Regions from separate parts of the Homo sapiens genome. Here region 2 is linked to region 1. Evidence: read pairs that join two places in POLR2A ChIA-PET (ENCODE). Cell type or tissue: GM12878. All regions are shown on one strand. Each heading gives the region's core, and the rest is flanking DNA. Links, peaks and the distances in the headings are about the cores only. Region 1 has its middle 130 kb from the start of CXCR4. Region 2 has its middle 190 kb from the start of CXCR4.

Region 1 (5,377 bases), core at 230-5,229:
CCTTTCAGTGTGTCATCTGCCTCTGGTGGTTCCCTGGCTGGTACAATGTACATAAACCAGGTTAATGACGCTGAAGATCCCTACTAGAGCCCCACATTCACAAGTGCACCGTGGGAACTGATGCTAGCAAGTATGATTCTGTTTCCTCCAGGGACATAGTGACAAGATCTGCCTTCAGCAAAGACACAGCATACTTCATCTTGCATTCTTTTTTCACAAAAGGAGTGGCAAACCCAGAAATAGGCTGAGTAATCACTATCTTGAGAGAGTATTTGGCATTCAGAGAAAAACACCAGCTTTGGGATCAGCCTTCCCCAGCTCTCCTACCTACATCTGGCTGATATCGGGCAAGTTACCACTCTGGGCCTCAATATCTTAGTCTGTTAAAGAGGACAAAAATATCTAGTCTACAGGGTTATTAAAAAGTAACAAATTTTAAATGCCTGGTCCAGAGTATGTCTTTAATAAATCTAAATTCTCTCCCCTTTTACTTTAAGGTTTCCATTGTTTTCTCTCGGGTCCTGGACTTGCCTTTGGGTCTCAGAATCCTCCTCCTGTTCTCCTCCTTAACATGAGTTGAGTTCACTTTACCCAACCATCTTGAATCCTTAAGTCCCAAGGGCTTCATTCTTAGACTGTAATGGGAGGATGGGTTTCTCAATGATTCTAGGTACCAGCGATTTTCCTTGTGATGTAACACACATGCACACACACACACACACACTTGAGCACACACATGGAAACCTGATCCAGGACAAGCTCATTCCCACTTATGACTCATGCTTCCATTCAGATAATAGCAACTGGTCTCCAGAGAATATTACAGGGGATAAAACGGCAGGGAGAACAAATGGATCAGAGTGAGAACACTTTTTGGAAATAATAGTCACTAAGGGCCCAGGGAGCTGATGCCTGGCTTGGCTAGAATTTAGTAGGTATTTCTTCCAAGGCAATTTTTAATTGGTGCTCAGTTCTTTGTGGCAAATTCAAGAGAGTTTCCAATTAGTTCAGTCATGACCATGGGGTGGAACCAGTCCGGGCTTCCTCTTCTAATGATTAGATCTGAAATGATGAAGCCTATGAAATTCCAATTTGGAGTTCTCCAACAAGCCATCGCCAGCCTTCATACTTTAGGAAAACATTTCAGGCAGTGGTTCTCAAATTTTCATTCACATCAGAATCACATTCCCAGAATCACAATCATATGCCCCATCCAATGATTTTATAATTGCCCTTGCATTTTTAAGAAGCTCCCCAGATGATCCTCATGAATATTAAAGACTGATAACAAATGATGCTAAGGGACTTAAAGAAGAGCTGTCCCATCCCCTCAGTGCACCTGCCAGATGAATTAGAGAAAGGCGATCTGTCACTGGTGAACACACCCACGCACGTTGCCACTGGCTGATGACTAAGGCAGCAGCAGGGATGAGCCAAGGGATATTTCTCTCTGGCTTTCAAAAGGAGCTTCTCTCTGACTTATTTCTTGCAAAAGATTTGGCAGACACATTCAATACGAACTTTCCACATAATAAAATTTCTCGTGGACAACTGATGAAGTGTGTTGCTTGGTAAGTGAAGAAAGCATAGAGTGTAGGCAGCAAACTGGGTCTCCATTTGGAGAGTGAGGGAGCAATTCTGGGTGAGGCAGAGAGTGAGCATATGGCAGAAGCACAGATGTTAGAGCTGGAAGACTCTGGGCTGCCTAAATTTATATTCTGCCTTCACAGTGTTGCCCTGCCTGCCTAGGTCTCCACACTTCCAGCACAGTGGCCACAAGCCACACGTGGCCATGAGCCCTTGAAATATGCCTGGGCCATATCAAGATGTGACATAAAACACACACCAGCTTTTGATGAGTTATTACCAGAAAAAGTCAATTAGGGCTGGGCGCAGTGGCTCATGCCTGTAATCTCAGCACTTTGGGAGGCCAAAGTGGGTGGTTCAGGAGTTCAAGACCAGCCTGGCCAACATGGTGAAACCCCATCTCTACTACAAACACAAAAATTAGCCGAGCATGATGGCGCCTGCCTGTAATCCCAGCTATTCAGGAGGCTGAGGCAGGAGAATCACTTGAACCCGGGAGGCGGAGGTTGCAGTGGGCCCTCAGAAAAAAAAAAAAAGTCAATCAATAAAATCTCTCAATAATTTTTCTAGTGATTACATGTAGAAATGGCATTTTTGATATACTAAGTTAAATAAAACATCTGTTATTAAAATCACTTTCAGCTACTTATTTTTTATTCCCTGTGACTCACAGAAAATTTTAAATCATGTATGTGGCTCCCATTTTGTCTCCCATTGTATTTCTAGTGGACAGTGTTGACCATACTAATATTTACCTGATTGTTTTTTCTTTAAATTTGACTTACCTTTTTTACCTAACTAAACTTAGTCTTATCCCAGGTACCAATAACCATGAAATCATAAGTTTGATGTGCCAGTTAAATTTTTTCTAATAAGCATTAAAATAAATATATAAAATAGCCTGTCCATCCACTACCTAAATTTGGTTTGTGTTTTGCCAGTGGTACCCAAAAGCGCATTTGGGGAAACACGCGTCTAGTCTAAGCCCTTTGACACCTAGGAAGAGGGAAAGAGAACATGGGGTCCGAGGCAGAGGCAGCCAGGGCTGTTTAGTTTAGTATCATCTGTGAGTTGCAGGGGGTTGGGATTACCTGGGGCTTCCAGCTGCGGGAACAGCCCCCCACACAAACAAGCTCCCAGTCACTCGCGGGCATGGACCATAGATTGCGTGACTCTCAGCACAGAGGGAGTGGCTTCTGGTCACACTCTCTGGGCTTCCACTCAGCCCTGGCATTTCATCACGTAGGCGCCGTTCTTAAAGGGCCAGTAAGAAGTGCAGCTTGCTTTTGAGTAATCGTGGAGGCAGGCCATGCCCTTCAATAACCCCTGTCTGCCCCGCTGCCTGTCAGACCACCACCGGCTTCCCTCTGCCTCTCCCTCCCCCACCCCCCACCAGCACTGCTTCTGGGTGGTAGTTGCCATTGCCACAGTTCAAGGCTCCTTTGGCTCACAGCCTGATATCGGGGGAGGAGTTTGGTTTTGTCCTTTGGCCACAGTCCTCCTGAGAGGCTGTGTGAGCCCCTTGCCTTGGCCAGGGGTAAGGATCCTCCCACGAAGATGAGAGGCCAAACCAACAGCCCTGTCCCACAACTTTTTGTAACCCCCTAACCCAGCAGGTGCTTGATCAGTGCAAGTGAGGAGCCAGCCAGGGCCGGGGTGGTAGCGGGGGGGGGTGGGGGGGGTGGCAGTAGGTTCCTACTGTTTCTGCCTAGATCTCCCCTCCAACCAGCAATGTTTCCTCCTGAGGAGGAGGAGGAGGAGGCTTGGGGCCAGTCCCAGCAGCCAGGACTCAACACAGGTGCAAAGTGAGAGAACTCTGGCTTTCCTCAGAGGAGCCTTCTAGAACATTTTGGGCCCTTTAAACTGGCCCCCGCAGGAGGTCCAAAACAGTCTCCTCACAGACATCAGGGCACGCCCAGCAGTGGTCCTGGGCAGCTCCCCGTTTTGTCAGTCTTGCTGTTGCTTCCCCAGCCTCCCTGGCGTTCTCATTCCTCAGAGCTCCCGTCTGCTCTCAGTCTTCTTCATGTCTCAGGCCTGCCCCGATGGCCACTTTCAGCTAACGTGATTTCAACCTTCACCCAATAACCAGATATAAGCTCCTCACAGCCCCAGCTGAGATATTCCCTGCCCCAGAGCGGACGGCGGGAAGCCCACCAGTCAGAGCAGCTCCCGCCTCCCTGACATGACAGAAGAATGCCCTGCCCAGAGCCCGGCCTGTCCCCTCAGAAGAGAACTTGAATGGCTGCACCCACACACAGGGCTGGCAGGGCTATCTAGTTCCTCAGGAACCCATCTGAAGACCAAAATGGGAATTTAGTGGGAGTCCTGGCCTTCAATCCCAGCTCGGCCTCTATTTACTCATCTTTAATATTTTTTTGTTTGTTTTTTTGTTTGTTTGTTTTTGTTTTTTTGAGACAGACATCTCACTCTGTCACCCAGGCTGGAGTGTAGTGGCCCCATCCGGACTCACTGCAACCTCCGCCTCCCAGGTTCAAGTGATTCTCCTGCCTCAGCCTCCTGAGTAGCTGGGACTACAGGCATGTGCTGCCACACCCAGCTAATTTTTGTATTGTTAGTAGAGATGGGGTTTCGCCATGTTGGCCAGGCTGGTCTCGAACTCCTGACCTCAAGTGATTCACCCACCTTGGCCTCCCAAAGTGCTGGGATTACAGGCATGAGCCACCATGCCTGCCCATTTATTCACCTTTAAATGGGCACTGGGATGTTGTGAGGTCACGTAGAGTTGAAGTGTGCAGCTTGAAATGCTAAGGAGATGAGGGAACACCAGCAAGGAATCCAAACTGTTTGTGCCTTACCTCCATGAAAATGATAACAATAGTGAATAACCCTGGAGCAGTTACAATATGCCGCCTGTTCTTAGCAATGTATCACCTCATACAATCTTCATCACAACCTGAGGGAAAAGATTCAGAGAGGTTAAGTCACTTGCCCAAGGTCACACAGCTTCTAGGCAGCAGAGCCAGTCTGTCCTTAACCTGAGTGCACTGCCTCCTTCCCTGTGCCTTGTAAGAGATGGCAGAAAGGGAGAGGGGGAACCAAGGAGAGGGAAGGAGGAAATATATTCAGTGCAGCTGCCCCAACGTCCCTCAAGGACAAGCACAAAGGGGTGGTGTGGACAAGCATAATGCAATTGGCCCAGGTGGCTTCCTCTCATTTGTCCCTCTTATCACCACAGTCCCACACTCAGCAGAGTCCCCTCAAGGTCATGCACCACACGCCTGTCCCCAGGGGTCTGTGACAGGCTTTCAGGGTCTGTGCGGTTGACAGCTTGAATTTGACAAGATCTGTGCTGAAAATGAAGCCCCTTAACTGACACAGAAAGCCACCCCCGGCCCTCCCTGGGGGCCCCCCGTGATGGATGGGCCTCTCTCTGAGGCCTCAGTGGGCCGGCTGGGGAGGACCGAGGTCCTCAGGGCCTCGCTGGAGCTGGCAGGAGGTCAACTGCTGTCTGAATGACTGCTCTGTGCCAGCCGCCTCTCTCTTCCTCAGCACAGGCCAAGGTCTGTCTTTGGCAAGCTCCACACGCCCCAGAGGGCTGGGCACACTCCTGCCCCGATGCTCCCCTTTCTCTCTGCAGGGACAGGCCATAGACCCCACTTCCAAACCCCATTTCTCCTCACAGCCCAGGGCCTGAAGGGAACCCGCTGGATGCAAAGCCGAGGTAACCTCTCATCCTATTGTGCCATTCCTTGTCCACCTCCTATAGACACAGACACACACACACTGTCACAAAACGACAAGATGGTATGCATGCCGCACCTAAAGGGAA
Region 2 (5,377 bases), core at 248-5,247, 64 kb before region 1:
TTGATTGATAAAATTCTATTTTTTTTTTTCTTTTTTTTTTTTTAATTTGAGACAGAGTTTAGCTCTTGTTGCCCAGGCTGGAGTACAATGGTGCAATCTGGGCTCACTGCAACCTCTGCCTCCCAGGTTCAACTGATTCTCCTGCCTCAGCCTCCTGAGTAGCTGGGATTACAGGCGTGTGCCACCAAACCTGGCTAATTTTTGTATTTTTAGTGGAGACAGGGTTTCACCATGTTGGCCAGGCTGGTGTCAAACTCCTGACCTCAGGTGATCCACTCACCTCGGCCTCCCAAAGTGCTGGGATTCCAGGCCTGAGCCACCATGCCCAGCCCATAAAATTCTTAAATAAGTCTTGTTTATATAAACCTTGATCTTACCATTTTTGTAATGATGTCATTAATTCTAATTTATACATATGTTGACTTAATATAAAAATATCTTTGAAAGTGTGTTAGACCCCTCAATATAAAATCAGAACATACCTGTTAATACATACTACTAGAATTTAAGTTTTTGATAGAAAGAAGATGTCATTAGTTCTAATTTATACATATGTTGACTTAATATAAAAATATATTTGAAAGCATCTTACGCTCATCAATATAAAATGAGAACATAGCTGTTAATACATATTATTAAAATTTAAGTTTTAGATAGAAGGAAGAAGGTGTTTAGTAGTACCATAGAGTGACTATAGTTAGCAATAATTTGTTGCATGTTTCAAAATAGCCAAAAGAGGGGAGTTAGAATGCTCCTAACACAAAGAAATAATAAATGTTTGAAGTGATGGATATCCCAATTACCCTGATTTGGTCATTACAGATCATATGTTTTGGTTCAAGACATTCTCCTTCCTATCCTTGCTGTGTGTCAGCAATTCTAGTTCTTCATGATAATCACTCCTGCCAATATGGTGCATCAGTATAAGAAGCCTTACGCAGATCAAAATATCACACGACTTCATACATAAGTATAATTATTATGTATCCATGATAATTAAAAACCAAAAAAACTGAAATAAGAATTTAAGTTTGTTATATTCTTATGTAAAATGGTTGAATAATATATTTCAGTTAATCTTTCTTAGGAAATGCAGTCTAATATTTATTAAATGAAAGTTCTATCAATGGCAAAATTGGCCCAGGAAGTTTTAACATTGCAGGGGGATAATACTGATTAGAAATTCAAGTCCCTGGACTTCAGTTCAACTGTGAACTATTAATCCAAAGAGGAACAATTGGTCTTGCCTTATATTATCATAAATTATCATCTTTTTCAGATCACTTCCTAGTTTTCCCAGGAGTAATAGCCAGTTGGGAGTATATTCATTTATAAAAGTATTATGAAAATCTAAAAGTTTAAAATGTAACAGGCCAACCTGGCTGACTTGTCAGAAATGAATGATGCTTTAAGGGCATAAATTGTAAAAAGCACATTGTGAAGATGTTGTCCCAAAGATCTGTTTACTAAAGTGCGTGGAAGGATAGCAGTGTTTTCTTTCGGACAGCTTTGACACCACTCCTAATGAGAGAAGAAACCAGTACTTTATTTTGTTTAACTGTGGAGGTCACAGTACAGACTCATCCATCAGACCAGCAGCTTCCTCCTCCTCCTTCCTAACTGAGAATGGACTCCAGGCTACACAGCAAAATTTCCCCTTTTCTTTCATTCCATGGAATTTCACAACAGAGTCTCCCTGGCAATGCAGAGGTGCTGTAGTCATTTTTACAAGCAAATCATCCAGAAAGACACCCACAGATGACACAGCACATCTTGGTGTGAAGATTGTGGAAAGGATGGTATTGTTTCAATACCCTCTTGATGGCTTTTACGCCAATAAATTTCCTGTCTCTGAATCTTCTATGCAAAATCTGACCTTCAATTGAGCTAACTAGTGCCAGCTCAAAGCGTTGTGGTTTTTCTTGAGTAATAAGCGCCATTTTTGAAAGTTGGGAAGAAAGACAAGAAGATTTATCATCTGGGGTTTATGGAAACTTTAAACGTGCATCTCTTGAGGTCTTCTCTAGGGACTAATAGTCTGATACGAGTAGCATCATTGCTTAACCTTTCTTAAACACCAAGTCAGATGTGTTGCTTCCCTGTTACCCATTGCTGTCTCCAAGAGATGTTCCGGCTTCGCGCTTACACTCCCCATCTTCATTGTCTGTCCTCACCTCTGCCCTCGCCACTCAGGGAATCTGTTTATGAACCAATCTGGCTAGTCTCTGAAAGTCACCATGCTGGCGACCCCGATCTCAGCTACCAGCAGCTCACTCTGTGGGCAAAAGAAGAGCAGCTTTTTTTTTTTTAAGTTAGTGAAACCAGCAAGGTTCAATAACTTCCTGGGAAAGCTGGGACTTGATGATAAATGAGAAATAAAAGCAAGTAAAGATTTCTTATCCAAGCTTCTCCTGCCTTAATTTTCAAAACTAGAATCTGTCCTCCTTCATTTTAGTACTAATTGCAGAAATCATTCCAAAATGTGACTGAACCCATTGGCAATGCCCAGTGAGCACGGCATCTCTTAGTGTGTGTTTTAAGAACTGAAAGATCCCACAGTGGATTTCCCCTCACATATAACTCTGCTGGATTTTAGAACCTAGAGCTTAACACACATTTAGAGAAAATATCTCATAAATCCTGGCAAAGCTTGCAAATAAAGGAGCATGTGTAATATGTAAGTATTTTGTCAGGGTTTACATTTCAGAAAGGGGGAGTCGCAAAGAAAGGAGGAGAGGGGGCAGAGACCCGAGGATCTCCTGGGTCCAGATTCCGACCTTCCAGGTTGCTGCTTTCAGCACTCTCTTGATGAAACCCAGCCACCCACACAGTCAGAACAGATTTGACGAAGGTTAACCAAGTGTCTTAGGGAACTTCTGTGGCCTGGTAACGGTTGCCTGAAAAAGTGTGCCTGAGGTTTTTCATACCCTGCCGGGAGAACTGCAGTCGGAACTTCTTGGGGAATGCACAGCAGTCCCCTGGGCTGCAGAGCCTTGGGGATTTCCAGGGTGGGGTGATGAATCAGTGATGCTCTTGGCGACATTCCTCCCCACCAAGGTTGTCAGGGACTCCTAAGTGTTCTCCTTCTGTCACGTAAGCAGAGCCCCAAAGCTGCAACTGTGCGGACACCTGTCCTTAGTTCTAGCACTCATTTCATTTCATTTTTTTTTTTTTTTTTTTTTTTTTTTTTTTTTTTTTTGAGATGGAGTCTCACTCTGTCGCCCAGGCTGGAGTGCAGTGGCGGGATCTCGGCTCACTGCAAGCTCCGCCTCCCGGGTTCACGCCATTCTCCTGCCTCAGCCTCCCAAGTAGCTGGGACTACAGGCGCCCGCCACTACGCCCGGCTAATTTTTTGTATTTTTAGTAGAGACGGGGTTTCACCGTTTTAGCCGGGATGGTCTCGATCTCCTGACCTCGTGATCCGCCCGCCTCGGCCTCCCAAAGTGCTGGGATTACAGGCGTGAGCCACCGCGCCCAGCCTCATTTCATTTTTATTCCCTGCAATAAGTTGAAACAAGAGGGGAAGAAGAAAAGGGAAAGCAGCTCTCAATAGAAGGTTTACCATTTAGCTGACTCTGACTCTGAACCTCAATGGCCTCATCTTTAAAATGGGATAGCAACCTATATCACTGGTTGCAAGAAGTACAAATATTAGTAAAAAGACTCTAAAAATGTAAAAAGCATAAAGCAAGTGGAAAAGGTCATCACAAGGTTCAGTTCTGACACCAACTAGTTGTGTGCTCGAATGGACAGTGAATATAATTGTCAAAGTCCCTTCCAAAAATTCCACGATCCTGTGAAAAGTCAAACAAAAGACACGGTGGCTCACACCTGTAATCCCAGCACTTTGGGAGGCCGAGATGAATGGATCACTTGAGGTCAGGAGTTCGAGACCAGCCTAGCCAACATGGTGAAACCCCATCTCTACTAAAAATAAAAAATTAGCCGAGCGTGGTGGTGCATGCCTGCAATCCCAGCTACTCGGGAGGCTGAGGCAGGAGAATCTCTTGAACCCGGGAGGTAGAGGTTGCAGTGAGCCGAGATTGCGCCACTGCACTGCAGCCTGGTGACAGAGCAGGACTCTGTCTCAAGAAAAAAAAAAAAAGTCAAACAGAAATTAAAAATCACCAAGTACTTTCTGTATGGCTAAGGTGGTGCTCAACTCAACAGTATCCTCTGTACCTAATCATCTGGAGTTAGTTCTTTTAGCTTCAATTTAAATAGTGTTGCCATCCCACATTTCTTCCCCCTTTCCCACTCTGGTAGTCTCAGAGCTACTTTAGAATTTTCCCTGCAAAGCATCCTGGCTCTGGAGAGGAAATGTGACTCTTTGGCTGAGGTTCAGGCAGCTCTGCTCCTTGCTCTTGAGTTTTAATTCCATGAACAAGTGAGGATTGAGTGGCCTACAATATGAACACTGCTGGGGGCTTAACAAACACGATGTGTATGACTTCAGACAGCCAGAATCTCCTTCCTTCTTGGCAGAGATAGACACAGCCAACCTCTCTTTTAGAGCATTTCTGTTAGACTAGACCCTCCCCATTAAAACCGTGCCCCAGATATCATCACCTCGACTCCAGAGAGCTGATGTAACTAGCTCTGTGGGAAAGAGATTTTCCAGCTTGAGTGTTAAGTAAATTTAAGTGAACCAAACTCAGATGTTTATCCAGTCAACCCCAAAAGCAGGGAAGCGGGTGGAGGTGGTCAAGTAGAGAAGGGACAAAGGCCCTGATGCTCCCAAGCTGCCGAGTTGGGCACTGTCCTAACACAAACTGTCCCTCCTACAAGTTGACCTTGTTTCCCTGGACACACTGGTGTGCCCGTCCCCATGCCTTTGCTCTTGCTGTGCCTTCCCTTCCAGAACTGCCTTCTCTCCTCCTTCCAGCCCTTTGATTGGCATACAACAAAGATTTCTTGAACACATTTTGGGGTTCAGCACTGGGCTAGGCATTATGGATCTAGAAAGATAAACATGACATGATCAATACTCCCAAGGCGCTTGGTCCCCAGTAAGGCAGATGGAATTCCAGCAGTAAATATCTAGTGATTACAGTGGGATGAGTGCCTGATGGAGTGGCTGAGAGAGTGTGAAGAAAGAAGAGATTCCTATGGCTGGAGGGAGTGAGAAGCTTCCTGGAGGAGGCAGCAATGGTGTCTTGAAGGAGGGTTTCAAGAGACTAGGATGGGCATGAGAAGAGGATGAGAGAACAACTGGCCTGACTGCGCCCGCAGGCCTGATTGGTCTGACAAGGGATCTGAAAGGACAGTGACAAGGAAGGAAACCAACCTTTGTTGAGCACCTACTATGTGTAAGCACATATATTTTCAGATATCTTTACCATTACCCTCAATAGGTTGAATTATTCCTATTTGTAGG

Evidence for each region. ChIA-PET counts read pairs that join two places held together with the same protein. Peaks named below come from ENCODE experiments on the same cell type or tissue, not always from the same donor. Only the 100,000 strongest peaks of a DNase experiment are listed, where the experiment ranks them.
Region 2: POLR2A ChIA-PET joins it to region 1 with 8 read pairs; 3 of 35 experiments call an interaction of 5 or more read pairs at or near these places.

Annotation. Positions count from the first base shown.
Region 1 is chr2:136,243,827-136,249,203 of GRCh38, reverse strand. No RefSeq gene overlaps it. Among named protein-coding and RNA genes, the nearest start is that of CXCR4, 130 kb to the right of the region's middle. RefSeq lists enhancers at 4,527-5,027, 5,028-5,377. In GM12878, for the core only: no CTCF peak of the experiment used is centred there; a DNase peak (open chromatin) is centred at 2,843.
Region 2 is chr2:136,307,781-136,313,157 of GRCh38, reverse strand. No RefSeq gene overlaps it. Among named protein-coding and RNA genes, the nearest start is that of CXCR4, 190 kb to the right of the region's middle. In GM12878, for the core only: no CTCF peak of the experiment used is centred there; DNase peaks (open chromatin) are centred at 1,853 and 2,957.